2 separate regions of the Homo sapiens genome follow, and region 1 is linked to region 2. Evidence: chromatin contacts called from ENCODE Hi-C data. All regions are on one chromosome and are shown on one strand. The core of a region is the stretch at or near the end of the contact, and the rest is flanking DNA. Distances in the headings are between cores, read along the strand shown. Region 1 holds the start of IFIH1 (interferon induced with helicase C domain 1). Region 2 has its middle 82 kb from the start of TANK-AS1.

Region 1 (5,344 bases), core at 2,344-4,843, 1.2 Mb before region 2:
TGAAAAATGAATGTTCCAAAACTTATCTATTGATACGTGACTTTCATTTTTTGCCAAAACTGCTATGTAGAAAAGTTTTTATATGTGAAAACTTAAAAACCAGAATTTTAATTGAATTGGTGAAAGTGATTAGGAAATTATTATCAAGATTTAGTGAACTTAGCCATAATTTTTTTTCTATTTTAGGCTTACTACTATTTTTGAAATAAAAAGCTACGACAGTATCCTTTTAATAAACTTTCCTGCTAAATCAGCCTATCAGTTTCAGTTAAATGGCTGAAAGTCTTGCTTAAAGTCTCAGTTAAATGGCTAGCTATTATATAGTGTTTATATGTATGTGTGTATATATATATATATATATATATATATATATATATATATATATATATATATGTAACTAAATTTTTCCTTTATAAATTGTGCATTCTTTGAAGACTAGCACCGCACCATCTCTTCTTTAATTTTTATATAAGCGTAGTGGGCTGGAGTCACATATTGGGCACATAAACATGCCAGGCTGGTGCTAGTGTGTTACAGTCTATCCTTAGAACAAACTTCTGACATGATACCAGAATCTTTCCATTTTACAACTGATGTATTTGAGGTGATTTTTCAAAGCACAGCAATTAAGAAATAGTATTGAGATGTGAACTCAGACAGCCTGAACTCAGAGTCTCTGTGCTTAACCATACCCCACACTGCCAGGTTAAGAGCATCTAACACTTTAAATTACACAAAGCAGGCTCATTATTGATACAAATGAGCAAACAAGTAAAGGAACAGAACAACAATTCCAGGGTTTCTCACTAAACTAAAATTATTGTCATTTTCTTTGAAAAAGACATTATTGCTATGCATGGTCGTTAAATTGTAGTGGCAGCTCATATTGTTACTACTTCTTAAAAACTCAAATGAAAAGTTGCATAACAATGGGAAAATACATAGTTCAGCAGGATCTCCTGCCTCAAAAGAGAAAGGAAAAAGAAACTTACATTTGGGAACTGGTGAAAAGGATTAAAATGAAACCTAGTAGAAGAAACTTGACAGAGGAAAACAATTAATTACTCAAGTGAAAAACAGAAAATAAACTAAATCATGATGCAAAAAATATAGATGAAAAAAGGATACATTGTGAGAGATTGTGTCTTGGCTTTTGTTTCCTTAACCTCCTTTCTCCAAAAAGGGTCCCATCAAGACTATGGGAGATTCCTAAAAAAGAAGTCCCTTCCACCCACACCTAATCCTCATCACTCAGACCTCATCCAGCAGAGAGACTCCTACTTGTGAGAAAATATGAATTGTTATTGTTGGGTATTATGTGATGCTAATAGGGTTAGAGGAGGATGACTATTTGGGAAATCAACCTGTGAAACTGTAATATACATTATTATGTAGATTTACTATGGTCTTCAGGGCATTTATCCTCACCTGCACATTGCATATTTTTTAGTCATTACTTACCATCTATCTTCCCACTCCCATTAGAATGTGAACTCCATAAAAGTAGGAGCTTTGTTAATTTTATTAACTGCACCTAGATCAGTGCTGGTCATGTAATAGATACTTAATAAACATATTTTAAATGACTAGATGATACAATGAATGATATAATTTGAATGCCAAATATTTAAATATCTTTGGTTTAAATGTTTATTATTTGAGAACAGGTCAAATACCAAACATTTGATCCTTTCTCTTCCAGAGCAACAATTAAGTGGTATGAAGAAAATAACATTAACTGGTTCCCCATATTCAGTCAGCAACCCCTTCTCATTCCCCCATGTTTGAAACCAAGAAACAGAAGGATAAGTGCCAGGAAAAAGAATGTTTTTTGGTTTGTTAGTTTGTGCTTTAACATGTTGAATAAAACCCACTGGCAGCTGGGGGATAGGAGTATGTTTTTGCAACAGCCTTAAAAGATATTTTCATAGACCCAATACTTAAAATTAATAATTTGAGTGCTTTTGTAGAAACATCTAATTGGATTATCCTCTATCTGGGTACAAGGTCATCTCCCAAAATTAAGTGAAAAAGGAGTAGGGTTCTGTGAAGAAACAGAAAAGAACAGTATAAATCAGGCCTACCTGCAAGCCCAAGGTTTCATTTACTTCAACTTTCAGTGTATTTAACATTATGCCAGCTGCTATGGTCAACTCAAATACAACTCCCAGGAGAGATGTCATCAAGAGCCCACCAGTTGTGAGTAGTGTACTAGTTACTATGTAAATATATCCCTTCTTCAAGCAGCTTACAATCCTTCAGGGGTAGAAAAAGCCTTGCTACATAAGATAATTAGAGAATAAAATAAGACATGTTACCATAAAGTGCTCATTTGGATATTTTGTATGCCCCTAGTAAACACTCACCAAGACTCTGTACTTCTATTATCCTGTTCAAAGCACTATCAGGTTTTCCTGGCCTACACAGACTTTATTGAATGTACTTTGCTAACAGATTATTTTTCCTAAATATGTCTCTTTGATAACCTAAATGATCTCTCCATCCTTTATATAATTCTGGACCATGAGATTCTAGTTATGGTGCGTATGTGCCTACCACCCACAGTCACATGTGGCTACAGAATGCCTTCAGAATGAGTAGTAACCTTAAGGACTCACATTTATGTGGCTTCTGTACCAAAATGAAGCTGCCATTTTTCAGTGTGAATATGTTTTTTTTCTCTCATGACATAGACAAATGTTGATGTTTACTACAAGTTGGTACATTAGTTGCTAATTAAGTTCCTAGCTGCTCCAGCCAAAACTTGCTGTATTGAATCCAAGAAAAGAATGGCAGCTATATCAAAAATAAGTTGTTGGGGGATTTTTTTGTTTTGTTTTATTAAAGGAAAGTTGTATATTAAAGAATATAGGGAACTTACAAGCTGGGATCTAGGAAACTTTAAGTCTTGGCTTCCTTCTAAGCTGAGTTGGTGGTTCAAGTCCATCCACATCTGTTACCAGGTCCTGGTCAAAGCTGCATAAATACCAGCAATCTAAATATGAGGCAGTAAAGTTAACTGTTTATTGTTACTCACTTTTTCGAACCCACCTCCAAATTCCCAGGGAAACAAGTTAGTGTTTGGGAACCCACAGGAGGTCAGGTTTATTTTAGGAAGGACTTCCTCCTGTCTTCTCCACATCTCTGCAAAGATGTCTTCTGAGCTTCATCTCTCACCTGTCCCTCGCAGTCTCACCACCCTCAGCCAGGCCTGCCTACATTCACCAGCCGAGGGTAACTCCCTGTTCACGTCCGGGTCTGTGGCAGTTTCTGTTCACTTCCCCTTTGGAAAGTCCCAAATCACATGCTTTTATGCCCTGCACATTTTGGCCTACAAAGGACCTTATTGTTAAGGCAGAACCTGCTGGGAAAACAAAATATCCGCCGGAGGAGCTTTGCTAGAGCGTTGGTCTTGGTGTCAGAGAGAATTCGCTTTCCTTTTCTGTTTCCCGCGGTGTCCTTAACCAAAGGCCTCCTCTCTTCACCCGCCCCGACCAAAAGGTGGCGTCTCCCTGAGGAAACTCCCTCCCCGCCAGGCAGATTACGTTTACAAAGTCCTGAGAAGAGAATCGAAACAGAAACCAAAGTCAGGCAAACTCTGTAAGAACTGCCTGACAGAAAGCTGGACTCAAAGCTCCTACCCGAGTGTGCAGCAGGATCGCCCCGGTCCGGGACCCCAGGCGCACACCGCAGAGTCCAAAGTGCCGCGCCTGCCGGCCGCACCTGCCTGCCGCGGCCCCGCGCGCCGCCCCGCTGCCCACCTGCCCGCCTGCCCACCTGCCCAGGTGCGAGTGCAGCCCCGCGCGCCGGCCTGAGAGCCCTGTGGACAACCTCGTCATTGTCAGGCACAGAGCGGTAGACCCTGCTTCTCTAAGTGGGCAGCGGACAGCGGCACGCACATTTCACCTGTCCCGCAGACAACAGCACCATCTGCTTGGGAGAACCCTCTCCCTTCTCTGAGAAAGAAAGATGTCGAATGGGTATTCCACAGACGAGAATTTCCGCTATCTCATCTCGTGCTTCAGGGCCAGGGTGAAAATGTACATCCAGGTGGAGCCTGTGCTGGACTACCTGACCTTTCTGCCTGCAGAGGTGAAGGAGCAGATTCAGAGGACAGTCGCCACCTCCGGGAACATGCAGGCAGTTGAACTGCTGCTGAGCACCTTGGAGAAGGGAGTCTGGCACCTTGGTTGGACTCGGGAATTCGTGGAGGCCCTCCGGAGAACCGGCAGCCCTCTGGCCGCCCGCTACATGAACCCTGAGCTCACGGACTTGCCCTCTCCATCGTTTGAGAACGCTCATGATGAATATCTCCAACTGCTGAACCTCCTTCAGCCCACTCTGGTGGACAAGCTTCTAGTTAGAGACGTCTTGGATAAGTGCATGGAGGAGGAACTGTTGACAATTGAAGACAGAAACCGGGTAGGTGTCTGTTCAGATGGAGCTAGCCTTTTAGGCAGATTTTGCAAAGCAGGCTTCCTTGTGCGTTTGCCCCTTTCCAAATGTGCTTGACCTCTTTGGGCAAATCTAGTTTCTTCCTTTGAGAAGACAACATCTAGGCACTTTAAGACAATTTTAAAAATTTAAACACAAAAGAACTACTTTTCTAATGTTTTCACTGAAGTAAAAAGGAGTTAACTCTAGAATCGTAATGTGTATTAACAGGTAACTTTTATTGAACACTTACTATGTGCAGTTGGTATCATTTTCAAAATGTATTACTACAGTTCATGTTCAGAGTAACCCACTGAGGCTCCTAATGTTATTAACTCCATTTTACAGATGAGAAACCTGAGGCAGGTTAAATAATTTGTCCAAGGTCTCCCAGGAAAAACAGTGGCAGAGCTAAGAATTTAGCTTGTGATAGTGTTGAATGTTTTTCTTATTTAATGTAGTTCCATGGAGCAGGGGTTAGTAAACTACGGCCCATGGGCTAAATCAAGCCTGCTACTGTTTTTTTCAGGCCCACAGGCTAAGAATGGTCTTCAGATTTTTCAATTTTTAATTTTCAGTGTTCATAAAGTTTTATTGGAACACAGTCATGCTCGTTTGTTTACATATTGCTTGTGGCTGCTTTTCTACTCCAAAGGCAATTGGATGGAGACTGTGTGCCCTTAAAGCCAAAAATATTTATTATCTGGCATTTTAGAGAAAAAGTTTTCCAATCTTTGCCCTACATTACACTTTGTGCCATTTAGTCTTAGCCCAAATGGGTAAATTGCAATCACACACACACACACACACACACACACACACACACCCTTTTTCTTTAATCAAAGTTTCAACATTCTTTGAGAATCAAAATTTAGAAACAATTCATTGAAAGAATGTGTTGCTAGTTTCA
Region 2 (5,632 bases), core at 1,719-4,218:
ATCCCAGCTACTTGGGACGTTGAGTCATGATAATTGCTTGAACTCGGGAGGTGGAGGTTACAGTGAGCTGAGATCGTGCCACTGCACTCCAGCCTGGGTGAGGGAATGAGACTGTGTCTCAAAAGAAAAAAAAAAGAGGTGATTAGGTCGTGGGGCTCTGCCCTCATGAATGGATTAACAACATTATTTCAGGAATAGGTTTGTGATTGTGAGAGTCTGTCCCCCTTTTTCTCTGTCTTGAGTGCTGTCACTCTTCTCACTATATGATGCTTTCTGCTGTTATAATGCAGCAAGAAGACCTTCACCAGATATGGCTCCTCAGTCTTGGACTTCCTGGTCTCCAGAACCATGAACCAAGGAAACTTCTTTTTAAATTACCCAGTTTGTGGTATAACAGCAGCAAAAAACAGACTGAGACATATGGCTTCCTTGAGCTTAGAGATGCTGTGTCTACTCAGCTTCATCTGTCATTATGACCATACATTTCCCAAGTGTGTGGGATTTGGACATTGGAAGCTGTGCCTAGGAGTTGCGAGACCTCTACTACACTGTTACTTTACATACTGTGCTGTTACTTTTTGATTCTTTCTAAAAACAAAGTAAATTTGGAGTTAAGTGAAGTCTTTTGTGTCTCATGAGTTGATTATTAATCTGAACCCAAGTTGAGCAGAGTTGGAAAATTTTCATAGCAATAAATTATCCTCTGTATTCTAACTTAATCCTTCTAGTCTCAACCGCCAAAGCCCAAAGGGTCTACAAAGAGGAAAAACCTACTTGATAAATGGGTAGGTAGATTCTCATTATGACTTGACGTTAATGTCCCTCTCAGCTCAGCAACTTCAAACACTAAATTGTCAATGACCCTAATGGTTTTCTGAGATAATAGAAAGTACCATCATGAGAGAAAGAGGTATAAAAAACACAAAGGGAGAAAATCCTATAATAAAATGGCATGCAATTGGCAGCCACTGATTCAATTTCTCCCACTCGCCCACTAAATGTTTATGAAATACTGGTAAAAGGCAAACCTCACATTACCTCATGCTAAAACTAAAACTGACAGATAATCTATTGCTAAAACCTATAAAAATTTGTATCCATTTCCACAAGGAAATAAAAGCAGATTGAGGAAAAACAATTTTTAAGTTAGCTAATAATTGCCTCCTGAAATATAACAGGACAGCTAAGCTGAAAGAAGGTAAAAAGCCAAGTATTTCTCCATGAGCCCTGCTGATTGGTCCAGGGTTTAGAACAATCAAGAAAAAAAATGGATGACAAAAGAAGTACTTTTTGAGGTATACTGTTCTTCACTCCCACTTTCCACATCAATTCATAAACACCCTGGAAGGGAATGGGATTGGTGGCATGCCATTGCATCTGGGGAGATTTGGTCCCCACAAATAAAGCACTGTAGTTGAATGTAGTACTTGAAGAGTCAGACAGACTTGCCACTTACTAGCTAGGTGACTCTAAGTGGGTTATTTAACCTCTCTCTACTCAATTTCCTCATCTAGGGTTGCTGTTAGTATTAAATGAGATAGTGAATGTACAGCACAAAGCATAGTACCTTGTACAATGCTTTGTTCAATAAATGGTAGGCATTTTTATTATGACAAGGGTAGAAAATGGGAAAGTTCTAAGAGTTCTAGGAGTATGTGTGTGCATTGTAGGTTGAGGCTTTGTTTTATGCTCTATGTTCAGTGTGTCAGAGAATCTAGCCATGGAGTGAGAGTGGGGTGGAGTGAGAGTGGATTCTCTGTTAGTCTTATGCTGTCATATATGACGAATGTTTGTCCAGGTACTTGTCATTTTAGCCAGATTTCCAGCTACACAGTCAATGAGGGGCTCACACTTAGCTGAATGGATAGGGTTGTACAAGCCACAATCCCTGTCTTTGGTAAAAGACAAAAATTGACACTACAACAAAAAAACTGACATGGGTTATGGGTCTATGAAAAAAATACTGCACAAAAAAATGGCTTGGAATCCTAAATAATATGGAGGAATACACAAACTCTATGAAACAGCAACAAGCTAATTAGCCACCTTAAACACTGAAGAGTTGGGTACCTCATTTCCCCTCATCATCTCTACCCATTTTACCACCATTCTGGGTGCCCTCTGTCTCTTCCTGAATGACCATTCTGTTGTGGGCTAAATTGTGTTTTCAGCTCCATCCCCATTCATATGTTGAAGTCCTAAGTTCTATTGCCCCAGGATATGACTATATTTGGAAATGGGGTCTTTAAAGAGTTAATGAAGGTTAAATGAAGTCTTTGGAGATTGGTCTCAATCCAATATGACCCATGTCCTTGTAAGGGAAGATTAGTTCACAGACAGAGAAGAAAGAACACTTAAAGGCACAGGGAGAATACGGCTACCGACAAGCCAAGACAAGCCTCTGAAGAAAGACCTTGCTCACGCCTTGATCTCAGAGTGCCAGCCTCCACAACTGTGAGGAAATGAATTTCTGTGGTTTAAGCCACCCAGTCTGTGGCACTTGGGAAGCCCTAGCAAACTAATATACCATCCAATTGCTTGGCCTCTCAGTTTCTTTATTTTCTCATCTCTAGGGACTTTTACTGTGTTTCTCTTCAGCCCCTCCTCCCAGGGCAGCACCCTGATGCTGTCATGATCCAGAACCTTCTGAAATATTACATTCAAATCTGTACTGTTGGGAAATCTCTGACCATAGTTATACTGCCTTGTGACCTTCACATTTGGCTACTGCCACCCAATCCTTCAATGTCACCTGTGTCCCCAAATAAACCCCACTTCTTGCTCCCAACTCCCCCGTCATCTTCCTTGTCAACTGAATCTAGACATTGTGGTTTATCACTTCATCCTTTGTTTTGTCAGTATCTTTAAACCTGTATTTCCTTCCATAGTGACAGCCTCGCAAAACCCCAACCCAGCTGTTTTCCCTGAACTCATACAGTATTTCTGAGCAGTGTTAAAGGAAACCGCACAGCCACATCATGTGTTCTGAACCATTGTAAAGTCATTTAGGTCTTCAAGCCTGTCCCATTATCTCTTCCCTTCTCTGCAGCTACTATTTCAAACTTCCTCTATTCTCTCTTCAAAATTTGGCTCTCACTATGTCCAACAGATGACTTCACTTCCTATTTTATAGGGAAAATTGAGGTCACCAGAGAGAAATTTCCCCCAGTTCTGCCAACTAATCTGTAAACATCTTCATTCTCACTAGTCATTCTTTGTTACCCTGTATTACACACGAATATGTGCTCCTTTTCCTTCCTGAGGTTAATTCCTTAATAACCCTTTGAATTCCATTTCTCACAGTTCTTCCAAGGCCTCACACTTTTCATTGTTCTTTTGTTCTCTCTCATGTTTAATTCTCTACTTTCTCCCCTTATCTGTTCCTTCTGCTCACTATTTAAATACTCTCAAAATATCCCAGTAGCCCCTGCTACTTCTGGAAGCGTGCCTCACGCCTCAGTGTGCTGGGGCAAAATGTTGGAATGAGCCCCACTGACACACGGACATACAAAGTTTGTTTGTTTGTTTTGAGATGGAGCTCTGTCACCCAGGCTGGAGTGTAGTGGCGCGATCTTGGCTCACTGCAACCTCTGCCTCCCGAGTTAAAGCGACTCTCCTGCCTCAGCCTCCCGAGTACCTGGGATTACAGACGGCTGCCACCATGCCCAGCTAATTTTTGTATTTTTAGTAGAGATGGGATTTTGCCATGTTGCCCAGGCTGGACTCAAACTCCTGACTTCAGGTGATCGCCTCAGCCTCCTAAAGTGCTGGGATTACAGGCAGGAACGACCACGCCTGGCCTGGCATTGTTTTAAGTGTCTTTCATATTTTAACTCAACTACCACACAACAGAGCTCTAAGAAAGTCACGATTTTTTCCATATTGGGCAGCTTAGAAAATAAACCATACATAATAACAGAACAATAACAAAAGCAAACATTTACATGGCACCTAATATTAAAAATGCTGTACATTATTACATGATTTATTTCTCACATTAACACTATGAGATTGGTACTATGACCGTTTCTGCTTTACAGAGTGTGACTTCTAAGGATACCCAGTTGGCAAGTGGTAGAGTCAGGATTAGAACCCAAGCAGTTTTAACACATTGTTAAATGTGTTAGCACTGTTTTGAGAAAATCTTTAATCAAAAAGCAAATCAAAAGTAAGACCTGAAGAAGGAAGAAGTCACGGAATAAAAGAATCATTGACTAATTTCTGTCCTACCAGCTCCACTGCTTCCCAGCTCTGTGACCTGAGGCAAGTTGTGTAACCTTTGTGTCTCAATTTTCTCATTAAAAAAAAGGAATAATAAGATTATTTATTTCTTTGGTTGTGAAGATAAAAATATGTTAAAGCACATAAAGTGCTTATATCAATGCTTAAGAATGTAAGATGTACTAAATCAGGGGTGTCCAATATTTTGGCTTTCCTGGGTCACATTGGAAGAATTGTCTTGGGCCATACAAAAAATACGCTAATAGTAATGATAGCTGAGAACAACAACAACAAAAATCCCCCAAAATCACATTATGTTTTAAGAAAGTATGAATTTGTGTTGGGCCACATTCAAAGCCGTCCTGGGCTGCACGTGGGATCAAGGCTGCGGGTTGGACAAGCTTGTGCTAAATCATACTATTTTGTTTTTCTTACATCTTCTCAACCATGCATAATTAATGATGAACAGGAGGTAAGGTGAAAAGGAGGCTGGCAAAATCTCTCCTGAAGGATTTACATAAGTGACTTAATTCCTTTTGGAATGTCCCTCTGCATTGCTGCAATGAGTACAGCTCTTAGCCCAGGAAAGAGGAGTCTCTGTCCAGGTCCTACAATTTAGAGGGCCCCTTGTATCACACATAAAATGAATTCATTAAAGAATGCATGGGTGCCTCTGTCACTTGGTAATCCTAAAAATTCAGTCTCAGGACAAACACCATTCAGGCCACAGAGAAATCCTTCTTCAAATCTGCTTGATGGCCTCAAAACAAAAGTCACCCGTTCAAATGGCATGGAAGTGTATGGGTTGAAATACTATTGGTATGGAAGACACACACTACTTGGAATCCAGGAGCAGTGGAAACACTGAGCTACATGAAAATATAAATGTCTAACTTGTTAAATTCTCCCTCTTAATTAACATGCATGAAATAGATTCTTGTTATGGTGAAGTATCCCAGTGCTGAATGTCTATTTTCTCGCTTCACTTCTTGTTCCAATTTGTGGTTCTAGAGGTACTCATAAATTAGTGCAATATTTGAAACAGTTGCACAAAGCTGTAGAAATTCTGTAGGATTAGTTTATATTACTCGGATTTGTGTATATATATAGGTTTTAGCTTAAAATTTTTGAAGCATGTAAAAGATATTGATTTTTTACATTATGAGTAGATCTACATATTGCTTTAAGAGATGATAAAAGTTGCAATATAGGCAATAGCTATACATATGGTGAAGTTAAAAATATTTTGCAATATTTTCTGTAATAATTTATCAATATATCACTTTTACAATATCTGAGCAAGACATGTATATCTTACTCATTTCTAAATCTAACTATTGAATTAATAACTTGACAATTCCTGCCCCTATTGCCTCAGCAGAGCCAAGTTTCTTTAAACAGGAATTAATAA

What was found. Hi-C counts contacts between places; a loop is a spot of excess contacts on that map. Pooled maps may share reads with other maps.
Region 1: a loop to region 2 is called in a map of naive thymus-derived CD4-positive, alpha-beta T cell, with 4 times the contacts of the local background. The contact joins the promoter of IFIH1 here to the enhancer-like site in region 2. A Hi-C loop is called at or near these places in 1 of 168 maps with a recorded cell type or tissue (naive thymus-derived CD4-positive, alpha-beta T cell), 2 of 37 single-sample maps with no recorded cell type and 8 of 50 pooled maps.

The regions. Positions count from the first base shown.
Region 1 is chr2:162,316,933-162,322,276 of GRCh38, reverse strand. IFIH1 (interferon induced with helicase C domain 1) reads left to right here and starts at 3,593. Exons shown (of 16, transcript NM_022168.4): 1 at 3,593-4,422. The coding sequence starts at 3,970. It also overlaps a transcript of GCA not described here. RefSeq lists enhancers at 2,361-3,560, 3,129-3,678 and a silencer at 3,709-3,798.
Region 2 is chr2:161,074,992-161,080,623 of GRCh38, reverse strand. No RefSeq gene overlaps it. Among named protein-coding and RNA genes, the nearest start is that of TANK-AS1, 82 kb to the left of the region's middle. Within about 2 kb of position 2,968, at least 11 of the 41 ENCODE cell types and tissues checked have a DNase peak (open chromatin) inside an H3K27ac peak, as active enhancers do.